Linked DNA regions of Mus musculus: region 2 is linked to region 1. Evidence: chromatin loops called from intact Hi-C (ENCODE). Cell type or tissue: left cerebral cortex. All regions are shown on one strand.

Evidence for each region. A loop is a pair of places that touch in the nucleus more often than their neighbours do. Peaks named below come from ENCODE experiments on the same cell type or tissue, not always from the same donor. Only the 100,000 strongest peaks of a DNase experiment are listed, where the experiment ranks them.
Region 2: it touches region 1 in a loop (6-fold over the local background); 4 of 42 quality-filtered maps call a loop at or near these places.

What each region holds. Positions count from the first base shown.
Region 1 is chr7:112,311,014-112,319,013 of GRCm38, forward strand. It overlaps Mical2 (microtubule associated monooxygenase, calponin and LIM domain containing 2), which reads left to right. Exons shown (of 26, transcript NM_001193305.1): 7 at 303-458; 8 at 3,959-4,059; 9 at 7,373-7,630. Among named protein-coding and RNA genes, the nearest start is that of Micalcl, 60 kb to the right of the region's middle. In left cerebral cortex, no CTCF peak of the experiment used is centred here; DNase peaks (open chromatin) are centred at 4,954, 5,470 and 7,467; H3K27ac peaks cover 2,798 bases.
Region 2 is chr7:112,238,601-112,246,600 of GRCm38, forward strand. All of the region lies in intron 2 of Mical2 (microtubule associated monooxygenase, calponin and LIM domain containing 2), which reads left to right. Among named protein-coding and RNA genes, the nearest start is that of Mical2, 17 kb to the left of the region's middle. In left cerebral cortex, no CTCF peak of the experiment used is centred here; DNase peaks (open chromatin) are centred at 347, 960, 3,193 and 6,324; H3K4me3 peaks cover 686 bases; H3K27ac peaks cover 5,863 bases.

The sequences.
Region 1 (8,000 bases):
CAGAGTGTGCTCAGTGGCATACCCAGCATGTCTGCAGAGGGCTGAGCTCTGTGGTAACCTGCTGCACAGATCACTTCGGTCACTGGTCTGTGGATATGGAAGAAGGGTGTGTGGTCCAGTATAGAAAAGAACAGAGCCCTACTGACTTCAAAATGCCTCTTGCGGGCACAAGCCCAGTGCCTGCCTGTCCCAGAGCCCCTGTCCCCACTGCCTGTGGGACACCGAGAAGAGTGTTCTCAGCAGTGCTGCTGAGTTTGCCACCGGATCCAGAGAACTGACGCATCTACCTTTCCCTTCTGCAGGCTTCAGGAGGAAAGAGTTCCGAGGGAAGCTGGCCATCGCCATCACCGCCAACTTCATAAACAGGAACAGCACAGCTGAGGCCAAGGTGGAGGAGATCAGTGGTGTTGCCTTCATCTTCAACCAGAAGTTCTTCCAGGACCTGAAGGAAGAAACAGGTGAGAGCCTCATCTCTAAAGCAGACCCTATTCACAGTGTATGTGTGAGTGCATGTGTGTGTATATGAACATGTGTGTGTGTGTGTGTGTGTGTGAGAGAGAGAGAGAGAGAGAGAGAGAGAGAGAGAGAGAGAGAGAGAGCGTGCGTGCATGCATGCACACATATGTGGTAGCCAGAAGACAACCTTTAGCATCATTCTTCAGATGGTGTCCACTTTTCTTGCTGTTGTTGAGCAAAGGCCTCTCACTGGCCTAATGTTCAACAAGTAAGCTAGGTTAAATGCCCGGGGGGGGGCCTGGGATCTGTCTCAGCCTCCCCAGCACTGGGGTTATAATACCATACATGCCTGCCTTCCCCCACATCATGGATTCTGGGGATCAAATCTCATTCTGCAGTACTTGCAGATCATGCATTGTTTCTGACTAAGCCATCTCCCTAGTCCCTTGTCCAAGCTTTCTGAACTGTTCATAGACCTGTTGGCTTCCAATGTTTGCTGGAAATGGAGAAAGGAGCAAAGCTTTCTCTGCATCCGGTGAATGTCCAGAGGTCCTTCAAGGACAAGAGGGATTCTCGAGAGAATGTACTAAGTGTTGTATGTAGAAATAGACAACAGACTTTGCTGATAGTTAATGGCCATAAACTGACTATCTGTCCTGTGTCAGTGCTCAGCAGTGTGGAGTACAAAGACAATGTTAGCCCCACCCCTTCTGGAGTTTCCCCTATCCAAAGAGGGTACCCACATAAAGCACTGTAACACAAGATAGTCAGGAAAGCTGTGTCCAAGGTCAACATGAGATGCTGGGGACACTCTGAGGAGGGAGCTTATAATCTGAGGGGAGAACCTGATGGACCCCAGGTGCTTTACACAGTACATCAGCTGCCCCTCCCTATGAGACAACACCAGGACCCCACCCCACTCCCACCCACCATGCTCTGGCCAACAGTTGTCACCTAACCACATGTACACAGAACAGAAGGTATTGGCTCAATAGCTTTACAGATATTCTTTTGAATACATGCTACATTGCAAACACTGGGTGTATAGCCTGAGGCAGATCAGCAAACCAAGAAGACATATTCTCTGTGGTCAGATAGTCAGTAAACGAGCAACTCATGCTCATGAGAGGAGAGGAGAAACAAAGAAGAATTGGCCTTTTTCTAACCTGACCAAAAATGGGCATTGTTCCTTGAAAAGCCAGTGCAATGATAATGTTAAATGAAGTCTCAGCAGGTATGGTGGCACTTGCTTGTAATCCCAGCACTTGGAAGGTAGAGGCAGGAAGATCAAGGTTAGCACCAGCTACATAGTCACTTTGAGGCCAACCTCAACTATAGGAGAAGTGAAAGCTATCGGTACTCTGTCCAGTCTGTCCTGGTGTTTTACTGACATTTTCCCTCAGAGCCTTACATGCTTATTTCACGTGGCTCCAGTTCTAATCAATGTATCCATTCCCTCTGCCTCCTCCTCTCCCTCCTCCTCTCCCTCCTCTCCCTCCTCCTCCTCCTCCTTCTCTTCTTCTTCCTCCTCCTCTTTTTCTTAGCACATTTTAATATCACCCACATTTCTCATTTTCTCATTTAGTATCCTATCTTAAATTGTGATGGTAGGTCTGGGGGACTGTGGCATCTCTCGTCATCCAAGCCTGAGGACTGTGGAAGACCATGTGGCCTTTGAGATGGGAATGGTTTTCTATACTCAAGGGGCAGAGCGGGATGAGGAAATCAAAAGGGTCGTGTTTCATGATACATTGAGATGATAGGACATTCAGGGTTCAGTGTCCTTCAGCAAGGGCTTTGATTTCACACCACAGTCCCAGATATGCATTCTGTCTACTGCTGTCTACGGCCGATTCCATCATGAGTATTTGGAACAGAGAAAGACACACATGTCCGCTTAAAGCCTTGGCCTCTGATCTCCACCTTCTGTGAATTTCCTGTTAGGGTAACGCTTTCCATGGAATCATTTCCTCTAAGGCTCAGCTTCTAGGAACCAGCTGAGCCGCTGAGCCAGACCCTGCCTCTTGCTGGTCACAGTGGTATTTGCCATCTTATGTCCCTCTGAGCCTCCACAATTTATTATTACAAGTTTTAATATTTCCTTTCCAGAGAATAATATCCCTTGAATGATTTAATACTTAATTTTCCAGCCCTTCCTTCCCCTTAGAAAGAAAGAAAATAAATACACAGACCATCAAATAGGGATTACGACAAGACATTATGTGTGTTTCTCCAAAGGTTTCACACGCTTCCTTTAAACTTGGCTGTTGTTGCCACTGTAAGTCATTGTCTCACATCAGTGACAGCAATAAATTTCCTTTGAATCTCTTGGGGGTCCTCTGCATGCACGGCTGTTTCCTATTTTACTGTAATAATAGGGATGTTACTATGGTTACCCAGTACACCTTGTGTGGATGCTTTGAGGTCACTGCGTGCCTGTCACTTCCCTTCACATGAGCTGATCCAGAGAGTCTTAGGCTCTAGTAAACATCTGAGTCACACAGGGAGCTGGAGACTCGGGGTGCTGGCCCTACCCCAGCTTTCTAATTCAGCAACCCACACAAATTTGACCTTCTAGTAAGTTCTCAGGTGAAGCCAGTGTCTCTGGCTGAGCTTCCCTGCATCCCTCTTGAGAACACAGAGCTGAGTGATCACCTCGTAGCATGATTTTAAATGCAGAAGCCTAATGAATGAATGAATGATTTGCTGTCCATGGAGAGAACAAAAGATGGGGGTCTGGGCCTTGGGAGATGGCTCCAGTGAGGATCTGAATTCAATTCCCAGGACCCACATATAATGTTGGGCATAGTAGTGTAAGTTTGTAATCCCAGCTCTACGGTATAGCGACAGGAGCATCCCTGAGGCTTGCTGGCTGGCCAGTCTTGTTGATGAGCTCTGTGTTAGTGATAAACCCTGTCTTAAGAAGGTAGACCCTGTCTGAAGAAAGTAAGCACCTGACACATGATAGCCTTGGCTGCCTTCTGGCATACACACAGGTTCACACACACACACACACACACATACACACACACACATACAAACACACACACCAAGATGCCATTAGGCCTCTAACCTTGCAGTGTTGTTCTGTTGACCTGGGTTTTCTCTTGCAAGCTAGGACATGGTAGAGAATGCTCTGTGCTACTACACACAGTAGATGGGGCCTGAGCCATGCAGTTCGGTTCAAAGTTGGTTTTTGCTTAGCATCCATGGTCCTGTCCAGTACTTCCCCTGACACTGTCTGCCTAGATTTAACTTTGGAATACTGGACACCTGTGGTGGTTGTATGCCTGTTTCGTTGTGTTGTTTTTGAACATGTCTTTGTGCAAGCATAAAAGCTAGCTGCTTTGACCTGGGTGGGCTCTGGTCCTCTCTTCTACCTTCCATATCCTGGTATGTCTTTACTATTTATCTTAAGTGCATCCTCTGCAAATCCATAATGAGACCTGGAATGGAGCAAGGTGCAGACTGGTAAACTGAGTCTAGATGTTTCTCTTTTCAGGGATTGATCTCGAGAACATTGTTTACTATAAGGACAGTACCCACTACTTTGTCATGACAGCCAAGAAGCAGAGCCTGCTGGACAAGGGCGTCATCCTTAATGTATGTACCTGTTGGCTGGGATTTCTTACCTGTCTTTCCCCTGGGCAGCATGGACTGGCAACATCTGCAGATGTGGGAGAAGATGACTGTCCTGCCAGGACCCACACCAGGGGGGAAGAGACTGCCTGCCACCTTCCTTGCTTTTGGCATTGTGTGACTACCCAGCCACACAGATATGTTTCAAATATGCGATGAGAGACCTTTGCCGTGATGTGCCCAGAATACGATCAGTTGAATCTTTCCATTCCTCAAATGTCATTCATTTGGCCCCATGCCTTCACTAGGAGGTCGCATGAACTTGGAGATGGGACTCCTTGTCCTTGTGGAACATAGAGATGCTATCACTTAGGAATCTCATGCTGTGTCTCCTTTGCCATGGGGGGCGGGAGGGAGGTACTCACTGTTGTGTCAGAGATGAGCAGAGACCCAGCTCTGCCATGAGCTAACTCAAGATGGTGGCCAAGATGTTGGTCTTTTTTTTTTTTGTTGACTTTTTTTCTGAATCTCAATCTTATGTCTACAAAGTAGAATAATTCCTGTCTGAAGAGAAGAAGAGGGTTCTTGAGACATGACTGTGTAGTGGGTAGGGGGTACATGAGGATTGTACACGCGCATGCGCACACACACACACAGGCATGTACATGCATCACATTTAGTACAGGGCCTGGTGGTTTCCAAGGTTTTCCCACACCCAGCCTTGTTTGGATGCTTGTTCTTCTGTTCCTTTGGCTCCTTGGTTTCACTCTGTGGCTTTGCTTCTTGTTTAATTTTTGCTCTAAGCTAATTAATATCTCATGAAGCCCAGGCTATTATCAAACTCTCCTTCCACTTGCCTCTGCCTTCTAAGTGCTGAGTCTGCAGGCATGAGCCCCAGGTTGCGCATACATTGTCAAGTATAAGAGAAGACAAGATGGCACTGGAGAGATGACTTAGAGCTTAAGAGCACTTGCTGTTCCTCTAGAGGACCCAAATTTGGTTACTCTCACCTACATTAGGTGGCTCCAACCTACTGTAACTCCAGTTTCAGGAGATCCAATGTTCTCTTCTGATCTCTACCGTCACTGCATGCATATGACATGTGCTTACACATATATATGGATGAATGAAAATGGACAAGAGGAGGTGGGGAAGAGGGGACTTTGGTCAGGCATCCTTCTAGAGCTCCCGGGCTTCAAGATAAGGATCCCCCAGCCCCAGCCCCAGGCCAAGCCTCCAGGTCCTAGCCTGGACTGGAACCACTCGGTGTTGCTTGCCAGAGTACAGTGTGCCTATCTTCTTGCCAGCTTGTACTGGCATCTGGCCTGGAAGCATGAGTAACCCAGGCCTCCCCTGGGCCTCCTCCACCTTGGCTGATGCCTCTGCTGAGAGCATGGGTTGTGGGCAGAGGCTGTGGGTGGGTCAGATGAAACTAGCCTCACCCACCCCCTCACATACCAGCTGTGATGAGCACTAGACTTCTAAGTCTGCCAGCTCACAGCTGGCTGCTCAGTCTGGTGTGTTGTGCCCTCTTTTTCTCTCAGGAGGAAGTGGCTTCTTCAGTCTTCTAGTGGGAGAATGCTGAGTATAATCTTGTGGGGGTGGTATTTGATTTTCCAAAATAGAGCATTTGAAATCATGGTTCCCCAGGAAATGCAAACAGAAGGTCACTCCAGTTCTAGAGGAACTCGTATGTCTTGAGACCTCCCATACCAGCACCTTACGCGGATCCTATTAGCATCTCATTGTACACCACCAGTCATGGCATTATGAGTCAGTAGGGACAGCAATATCACCTTCTATGTGCCAGGCACAGCAGCAGGCATTGCATGTGTGCATTCCCACTCCAGATTTAAGAAGGAGATCTTGTAATTATGTTTCTGTGAATGAGAAAAGGGAGACTCAGAATCAAGCTAAACAACATGCCCAGATTCCACTTGTGAGAGGGACTCACGTGTGCCAGGCTGGCCTTGAACTCATTTTGTAGCCAAGGATGGCTTTGAGTTCCTGCTCCTTTTGCTTCCATCTCATACATACCGAAATTGTGGGTGTGCCTTACCACTCCCAGTTTTAGTCAGTGCTGGAGACTGAACCCTGGCTTTTCACGCACACTGGGGAGCACTCTATCAGTGGAATTTTACCCTTTGCATTATCTCTGGGGAAGGTGGCCTTGAAGTTTCTCTGCCAAAGATGAGCAGAATAGACTTTGGAAACCTTCTAATCTTTTCTCTCCATCCTCTGACACTCTTTGGCTGCATTGCCAGAACGGATTCTCTCATTATCCAAGCACAGGCATCCTTGCTCAAGCAAAGGAGCAAGACAATGCACATGTTCACAGCGGAGATATCCCCAGCATCACTGAAAAGTGAACAACCGCGTCCAGATAGAGAGTCAGAGAGTAGCCTGGCACACGCACCCTTTTTTCTAGTCTTACTTGACCCCGAATCACAGCATGTCTGGACCCTAGTAGCCTAACCCCATCCATTATCAAATCACATTTACTGGCTTGTTCCTTTGTCTCTTAATTGTACTTGAAGATATTGCCAGAACCAGCCATGCACAGCGTGCTCCTTGTTTGCTGGGAGGCCGTTATCAAGTACACTCACTGTTCATTACAGTTCCCAGGGTCCTCTGTCTAAATTCCTACACGAGATAGATCTTTCAGCACTCGGTGCCAGGAAACACTCACCTCCTCTGAGGAATTGCTGTGCCTCATTTTCTGATAAGGGAAGCCCATATCACATTTTCCCTTTGCCTTGGATGCCAGGAAGCCCAAAGCCAAACTGGGTGTTTAATCACAACTGTGCTAACCACCATGGCTGCACCGTGTGCTTATTTCCTTGGCTCTGATTTTCTAGTTTAGGCTCACATGTGTGCAAGTGCGAGCACACACACACACTTCTGCAGACACGCATGCACATATGTGCATCTCTGGGGAAGTCACATAGATGTCAACTTCACGAGTGATTCCTCAGGAGCCATCATCCTGTTTTCTGAGACAAGGTCTCCCACTGGCCAGGAACTCACTAGTTAGGTTAGGCTAAGCAGGCTGGCAAAGGACTCCCAGGGATCCTCCTGTGTGTGCCTTCGCAGCACTGAGATTTTAATCACACACTGTTCTGCCTGCTTCTTAGGTAGGTTCTGGGGCTTGAACTCATGTCCCCATGTTTGTACAATAAATGCTTTACAGACTGATTCATTTCCCAGAGCCTCCATTTCTGTTTGGAGTAGTCTCAGTACCCACAGATCCATCCCATGGCCTTCTGATCCACAGTGGGTGTGAAGGCAGGCCTTTGGAGAGGAGGGAGGGTTTGACATATGTCTTGGTCTTGCTCAGGACTACATTGACACAGAGATGCTGCTGTGTTCGGAGAATGTGAACCAGGACAACCTGCTCTCCTACGCCAGAGAAGCCGCTGACTTTGCCACCAACTACCAGCTGCCATCCTTAGACTTTGCCATCAATCACAACGGGCAGCCTGACGTGGCCATGTTCGACTTCACCTCCATGTATGCCTCAGAGAACGCAGCTCTGATGCGTGAGCGCCAGGCACACCAGCTGCTCGTGGCTCTTGTGGGCGACAGCCTGCTTGAGGTACTACCTGCCTTCATTTATGCTACAATTCAGACCTATGGATCTGTTCTCAGGCTCATAGCCTCTGCCAACAACATCCCAGAGAAAGGCAGGTTCTAAAAAAAAAAAAAAAAAAAAAAAAAAAAAAAGGGCAGACCTCTACCAAGACCATCTTGGCCTGGGAGCCAGCCCTTTTGGCTGAATTTTGAGATTTGTCAGCTCACCTGTATAGGAAACCTTTTCTCCCATTTCCAGCTTCTTCAGGGCTGCATCTAGATTGAAGAACAGAATTAACCAGGCCTGTTCTAGAGCCCACGACTGTTTTGCCTCAGAACATATAGACCTCCTCAGCATGGTTGGGACCTGTTAACCCATTTGGGTGGCCCTATGA
Region 2 (8,000 bases), 72 kb before region 1:
GAGTCTAGCCCAGGCCCCACACAGCATCTTCAAGACATCGCATCCTCCATCCACCTGACTCTCCCTGGAAGAGCAGAAGTAACAACGGGAAAGCAGGTTTTGGTGGCTCACACTTGTAATTTCAGCTCTGGGAGGGGTGGGAGCAGGGTAGGGGGAGGCTGTGGTAGGAGGATCCCTGGGAGATCAAGTCTAGCTTGTGCTACAGAGTGAGTTCCAGCCCAGCCTGGGCTATAGTGTGAGGTCCTGTCTGAAACAGAAAAAGTCACTGGAGGCTCTGCCGGTCCTTGTGATGTGGGTTGGCTGAGAGCTGGTGTTCAGCAAGCTGAGACTTCAGTTTTGGTTTCTGATGTCACCTCCACCTCCTTCCTTGTGGTTCCTCTGTTAGGCTCCCTGTCGGAAGGAGTCAGCACTCAGAACCCTTGGTTTGCCAGAAAGAACCAGACACTTAACTTTTCCAGACCCGTGGTGCTTTGCAAACTGTCTGGTGGGCCCTATCCAGGAACCTTTGAAGACACAGGTCCACAGCTGCCTATGCAGAGAAGCAAGCTTCAGCTAGGCTGGGAGGAGAGATGCAGGGTGTGGGAGAGGCCAGGCCAGGCCAGGCCGGGCCAGGGAGAGGCCGATGAGAAGGTGGCTTGTTTACATTGGGAAGTGAATTGTGAAACATTTATGGAGTACCTACTGTGTGCCTGTTCCTTGTGCTATGAGGACATTGGCATCCACCAGGCTTGGCAGCTCTTCCCAGAAGGTCTATGGTGCCAGAAAAACAAGAAACACGTGTGTATAAACAAGAGCGGTGGCAGCAGGGGATTTAAGAAACCTCAGCTCAGTCACCAGGAAGTTCATGACTATCCAGATGACAGGGGGGAAGACCTTGGTACGAGGAATGTTTTCTATGGGCTGGGAAGACCTGGAAAGTTTCCTAGGAGAGGAGAAGGCGGCAGTAGTGTTTGATGTGGATCTTGAGGGGTAGGCGGAGTGCAGATGGCAAGTGGGAGGAAGCAGAGAGCATCTCTCCCTCCCTCTGTGCATGCTGGAGGACAGGGAGAGCTGGTGGGAATAAGCAGAGCCTCTGAGTGGGTGAGTGACTTTGGACATATGGGAAGGGTCTTCTATTTAAGACAGGGCAGGATACCCAGAGACCTCCTAGGACAGACAAGCCAGACATAGTTTAGTTTCCATCTATTCCAACTTAGGCATTGGGAAGCAGGAGGGCAGAGGCTCGCTAGGCACACTTTACCATTGAACCTCCAAGATTTGATGTTTTCGTTTTGCTTGGTTTTAGACAAGTTGCATGTGTTTAAGCTGGCCTTGAACTTTGCTATATAGCCAAGGATAACCTTAAGCTCCTGATCTTCCCTGCCTCTGCCTTCTGAGTGCTAGGATTACAGTCACATACCTGACTTTATACATTTGCTCAGGGCAAACCCCGGGCTCCAAGCGAGGTAGACGGGCATTTCTTCTACCAACTGAGCTCCATGCCCAGCCTTCTCAGGACATTCTAAGGTCTGTTCAGTCATTCTATGGGTATTTACAAGATGGCTCTATTCTTCTAAAACAAGCCAGCCAATTCTGGGTTTACAACAAGGGGGAAAAAAAGTAGCAGGACATAACAGGACCCCATCTCTCAGCCCAGGAGCTTGTATCCAAGGAAAGAGAAACAATGAAAGGTCAGTATGAAAGGATGAGGAGACTAGCAGATGCCCCTTCACATACTGGGGTCTGGCTCGAGGCAGTTTGGACCTATGAGTGTTCATGAGCAGAAAGGTGCCAAGAAGTTAGATGTTGTGTGCACACCTGTAATACCAGCACCTGGGAGGCTGAGGTAGTGTTGTTGTGTGTCCAAAGACCATGTGAGCTACACAGTGAATTTTAGGTTAGCCTGGGTTACAAACTGTCTCAAAACAAACAAATAAAAAAAAACTAATAACAACTCTTAATAAAGTACATGAGCCATGCATGAATGTTCAACTCAAGAGGCCGAGGCAGGTGGATTACAGCAACTTAAAGACCAGTCTGGGCTATATCTAAATTTCATTTGTCCAAAGACTTAAGGTGAAAAGAAGTGAACTGGATGTCCCTACTCATCCCAGGAGGCCTTGGGACATCGTCTCAGGTTGGTCACACCGCAATGAATCATCTCTCAGCCCTTGGGGAGGAGGGCAGAGCACCTGCACACCTTAATGTAGTCTTGCTTTTTGCTTCCCGCCCTTTGCTCTCTGGCCCTGTCATTCTCAGACCAAGTACACACTGAAAGCTTGGCCTCGGCTGATCATTGGCCACCCCTATTTCCCCTTTGTGGTCTGAGGGCAGGGCTGGAACCAGACATTTAGGGTCCAGTAGGAGTAGAGACAGTAGGGCCTAGAGAGAGTTTTGGGGAACCTTGAAGTTGGAGGAGGAGGGGGAAGGAAGGGGCCCAGGCTTCACTGAGGAGGAGGAGGGACCATCTGAGTGTGAGGCTCAAAGGATGCTGGGGACTGAAGCAGAAACAATGGGGATGATTCCTTCTTGGGGAGAAACAGGTAATTATGCTGTTAGCTATAATGTGGCTAAGCCAGCCCTTAAAATGGATGTCATGGCCCAGGGACCCTTAGCAGGAAAGCTAAGCTCAATGGAAGGGTCCTGAAGAAGTGCTTGCAGTAAGAAAAGCCCCCTCCACCCCTTACTGGGAAGACTCCAAGCCTCTGGTTTTGCTTGAGCCAGCACCCCTTTCTTCTCCCTGGCAGTCTTGAACGCTGGGGCTTAGAGGCTCCTTGCATGCACGCAGCAACCTTTTAGATTCTCAGCTTGGGCTTGAATCCAGAGCTGGCAGGTCAGCAGAGCAGCACAGACTGGAAGCTCAAACACTCCTGCTGTGGAGTTGAGTTTTCATCTTGGCCACGGGAGGAGAAGCCGCTGGGTTTTGAAGTGCATGTGCCTGTGAGTGCACTCCATAATTTACTAAAGAAGCAGGTGATGAAGGGCCTCCGGGCTCTAGGTGACAGAGGTCCCAGTAGAATTGTTCCCAGTGGAGAGGCTCAGATCCCTCCCACCCACCGGCAGGGTAGACACTGCTACTCCCCAGCTTCCACACTGGCCTGCCTCATTAGCATTCACAGTGCTGCTACCTATAGTGCCCCTGTTTTAGCTTTGGCTCTGCAACACTTCCCCTCTCCATCCTCCTCCTCCCAGGCTTGGCTCCAGCACTGCCTACTTCAGAAAGGCTCTTTCCATTTCTTTCCACCCCTTCTCCATCTGCCTCCATGGGGGAGCCAGCAGTCCCTGGTTCAGAACTTAGCCAGCTCTGGAGTAGAACACTCTTTCCCAGCGTTATGTTTTGAGCATCCGCCATATCCCAGGCAGCCGGGCAGAGGCTGGGACTCTAGTGGAGTGTGCCTGACCAGGGCTCATGCTCTCCTCCATCTAAGGTATGTGACGTTATATAGATGCTTTGGTTTTCTTGGTCTCTATGTCCTCATGTGAAGAGAGCATATGGTGCCTGCTCACATGTTGGGAGCATTGGACGGAATGATTTGTGAACAGTGCTCCGTGCCCAGTTCCAGCCTCACTGGAAAGGGCTGACATATGGCAGCTTTTATCTTAGCATGTTAGTTGTTATGGTTTGCATATGAGATATCTCCCACAGGGCTGAAGTTTGAGCTCTTGGCACCCAGATGGTGCACTGTTCTGAGAGGCTAGACAACCTTTTGGATAGGAGGTCTGGCTGGCAGACCTTATAGGCAGTAGGAACTGTGACTGAGGGTTCTAGGCCAAACCTACTTCTACATCTTGATCTGTCAAGATGTAATAAGCTATATATCAATATCCTGCCACATGGGTGTAATAAGCTGTATATCAATATCCTGCCACTATGGATGTAATAAGCTATATATCAATATCCTGCCACCATGGGTGTAATAAGCTGTATATCAATATCCTGCCACCACGGATGTAATAAGCTGTATATCAATATCCTGCCACCATGGATGGAGTCCCAGTTGTCATGCTTTCCCCACCGTGATGGATTGGTTCCTTCAAACTGTGAGCCAAAATGAATCCTTCCCTCCTTCTGTTGCCTCTGTCAGGAATCTGGTCACAGTGGGGAGAAAAGCAGGCACGAGTTAGCTCTCATTCCAGCTTTAGAAGTAGACGCCATCCCCCTGCAAAGGTCACCACTTGACTCAGAGCTGATGTCCCTGATGGCCTCACCACGGGGCACCTTTCCTCCCCCCTCTTCTTCCTGAGCCCCAGTCCCGGCTTGGCTTCCGTGCTTCTTCCTCCAATACCAGGCAGTGCTACAACCCCATCACCAGTTCTCACCAACCAGCAGAAGTGAACCAAACCAGGCCATGAGGAAAGATAAGCCAGTTTCTTAGATTGTTTAAGTGGCAGAGAGACATAAGGAAAAGGATGGAATGACTTACCTGTGGGATCCCTGTAATGGGGGTAGCTACCCCCTCTCACTGTCAGGCAGGCTCTAAGATGTGCATATCCTCTGGGGGATTGCCAGTGATGACCCCCCAAGCTTGGCTTACAGTGTAGACCCTGCCCACTGCTTACCTCTTAACTAATTGCTATGTCAGGAGAATGTTCATATCATTCGACTATAGCTTCCAACTTCATTCTCCAGCAAATGTTGGAAGCTCCCACCTTGCCTCTGGCTGTGTCCCCTTTTGTGCCAGGCAATGTTTATGTCTGGACAGGCCTTCCCCAACTGGTTGTCTGGGTTACCCCTGTACACTAGGGTGCTAGGCTTTATGAGAGCCAGGAGGCAGACAGCTAAGCATGCTTGTTCATGAGGCTAATGCTGCAGGAGAGGAGGGGGCTAGTGGGTTTTGGTTATTTTTTTTGTGTGTGTGTGTTGTCAAACTAGAGATTTTATATTTTTGGCAACTTAAAAAACTTACCTGAAGGTAGACCTTCCTTTCCTGGGGAGAGTTTAGAGACTACTAGAAGGCTTGGATCAGTCTATCTAAAAATAGAAAAAGAGATTATCTTGGGGTGCTGGCCTGGAGGCAATGAGACAGTGAGCCCAAGCAAAGATAACTTTGTTGAGCTCAATACCACATGCCAGGCACTGCAGTCAGTCTCTCTACCTGGTAAGTCAGACTCTCCTGGGAGAGACAACAGAGAACAAAAACAACCCCCTAACTCCCCATGGGATTCTGGCAGGTTTGATCATGTGGTTCCCTGAGCCTCACATGGAGCTCTTGGAGATTAAAAATCTTTCTGTGAATGTTCAGGAGTGTGTGTGTGTGTGTGTGTGTGTGTGTGTGTGTGTGTGTGTGTGTGCTCATGTATGCATGAGTGCTTATGTATGCTTATGTGTGCAGGCCAGAAGTCTTGAGGGTCATTCCTCCGGAGCCATCCATCTAGTGTTTTGAGATAAGATCTTTCACTGGCCTGGGGCTTGCCAAGTAAGTGAGGCTTATTGGCCAGTGAATGATCTGCCTGCTCCCACAATATTGGGATGACAAGTCCGTGGCACTATGTCTGATTTGCATGTGGGTACTGGGGTCAAACTTGTGTGAGTTCTCGTGGTTTGGTGGCAAACACTGAAGCCACTGAACTATCTCATCAGCTCCCAAGATTAAAAATTCGTAGGTGGAGAGAAGGCATCTTGCCCTGAAACACACATGGGGTAGCTGAAGCCACCTCTCCTGTCTGCCTCCAGGCAGTCCCTTCCCCTGGAGGGATGCCACTTCCTGTGCCAGCTGGTCAGGGAAGAGAGAACACAGCAGGACACCAATGTCCTTCAGCCTTTCTGAGCTCTGGGATTAGTGTCAACAGAAATGATCCATGAGAGGAGACCCCAGGCAGGGGGATTAGAATGAAAATAAGATCTGGGGAGGTGGAGGCAGGAGCCATGTGATTGGTGAGTTTGGCTACTGAACACTGTAAGCCTCAGTCTCCTCATTTGGAAAGGGGGCCGAATGATCAGCTGACTCTCAGGACACCGGTGTAGGCTGGGTAAGGCCCTACAAATAGCGCAAGTACTCCAACAAGGTACTTTCTCTTCCCTTCCTCCCCTCTTCTCTCCTCTTTCTTCCTCCTCCAAAGAGCTATATTAAATAGCTATTGTAATTTTGAAGGGTGGGGTACCGCTTTGAATTCAATGAAAATCAACTCTAGCTTCCTTCTATCTTTCTCTCCTACTTTCTAGACACTGATGGCAAAGTCTGAGGCCGGGTTGTTGCCGGGACTGCAGGACCAGGCTGCTCCGTCTTGTTCTAGCAGTTTCTTGTATCCAGGGGCTTGCAGTGGCCACCCCTCTCTGCAGCTTACAGACACCTGCTGCCTTTGTTTGTTTTGTCCCAGTTGCCTGGGTCTTGCTGTGGTTAGACAGCTAGCGATCCTTCCTGGGATGATATGGTGATGATAAAGCAGCCATCTGTTCGGGGCTGTTGTTTGTCAGGATTCTCTGTTTAAGGGACAGGAGTTTACATAAAAAGAGAGTATGTCGGAAGGTGCCTGGGAGGCTCTGAAGAATCCAGCCCCAGGAGGAGAATATCTGACTGACAGACTTCCTGGGCCATAGTCCCCTTTCTAGTGCACTCCCCCACCCCCCAGCTACAGGCAGCTCCCAGATTATCCCACCCAGCCTAAGCGGTGACTTGACCTAGGGGCACCAGACCTTCCTGGGGGCTTTTCAGAAAAGACTGCATACATACTCAGCCTGCATCTTGGGTTGAGGGATGGGAGATGGGGTGGAGTCTGTTATGAGAAGATAAGGACGAATACTAAGTCAGGCTTACCTCATGCTTAGTGGCAGCTGCTATATTCTAAGGTAACTCTCACGTAACTCTTATTCTGTGGCATTGACCATCTTTCATGCACCATGAAACTGAAGCATAAAGGTTAACTAGTTTGCCCAAGAATGCCTCCTCCCTCTTCTGGAAGGATTATGTCAGTCAGAGGGTTCCAGGTGTGTCCCTTGTCACCCAATCTAATGAAGCAGTAACAGCTATGTCACCTCTAAGTATATGCTGAAAACTAGTGCTAGGCTAAGTCCTTTACCATATTACCTCATTTAACCCTCAAACTGTCTTTATGGAGTGAGTACTAGAATTAAGTTAATTATAAATTAAAAGAAAAATTTTTTGAGACAGAGACTCATGGATCCTAGGCTGGCCTCAAACTGACTATGTAGCTGAAGAGGAACTTGAACTTTTGAGGTTCCTTCCTCTACTTCCCAAGTGCTGGGATTACGGGCACCCCACTACGTCTGGTTTTATGTGGTGTGGGATGCATTCTCAGCCCCTAGCAGCAGCTTAGATCAGAAACTGAAGCTCAGAGACAGCTTTTCCAAGAACCACTAACTATATTAAAGTAAAGGAACCAGACTGTAGAGCTGCAAATGTTGACTGGGAAAACTTTAAATGAAGGCGTTTCTCTTGCTCAATCGGAAGCTCCTGGCTGCCTGAGGTAAATCCCAGAGTTGGCTCAAAATCTGAGTCTTTGTCCTCTGTCCAGCAGGCTGGGGTGTGGAAAATTCACTTATTGCATGCTTGGTTTGAACCTGCCTTGGTGTCTCTAACTAAACTCATACCAAGTGGCTCCGGAGCCAGCCATGCTCCAGTACATACAGGTTCTAAATTCACACAGTCCCCACACCCTTTTCTTAATGGTACTGAGGATTGAACCCAAACCTTGCACATGCCAAGCAAACAACTCCCCTCCTGAGCCACACCCCAGCCTTTATTCAACAAGTATTTCCTGAGTGCCAGGGACACTCCAAGCCTCGTCTAAGTTCATAGAGTCCTTAGGGAAGACCCTGACTCTGCAGCTAGATGTGGAGAACATCAGAGAGGAAGACCCCTGAGTTCCTTTCCCTGGGGCTTCTCAAGCTCTTGGGGTCCACCAGGGCACGTGTACCACCAAATCAGATCCACAGGGGACCAGAAGCCTTCTGCTTCTTAGATATTGCCTGGCACGAGGTCAAGTTCCCGGGAGATGGCATTTCTTCACTCTGACTGATCACAAAAGGAGGCTTTGTGTCAAGGAACAAGTGTGGGCCTGGA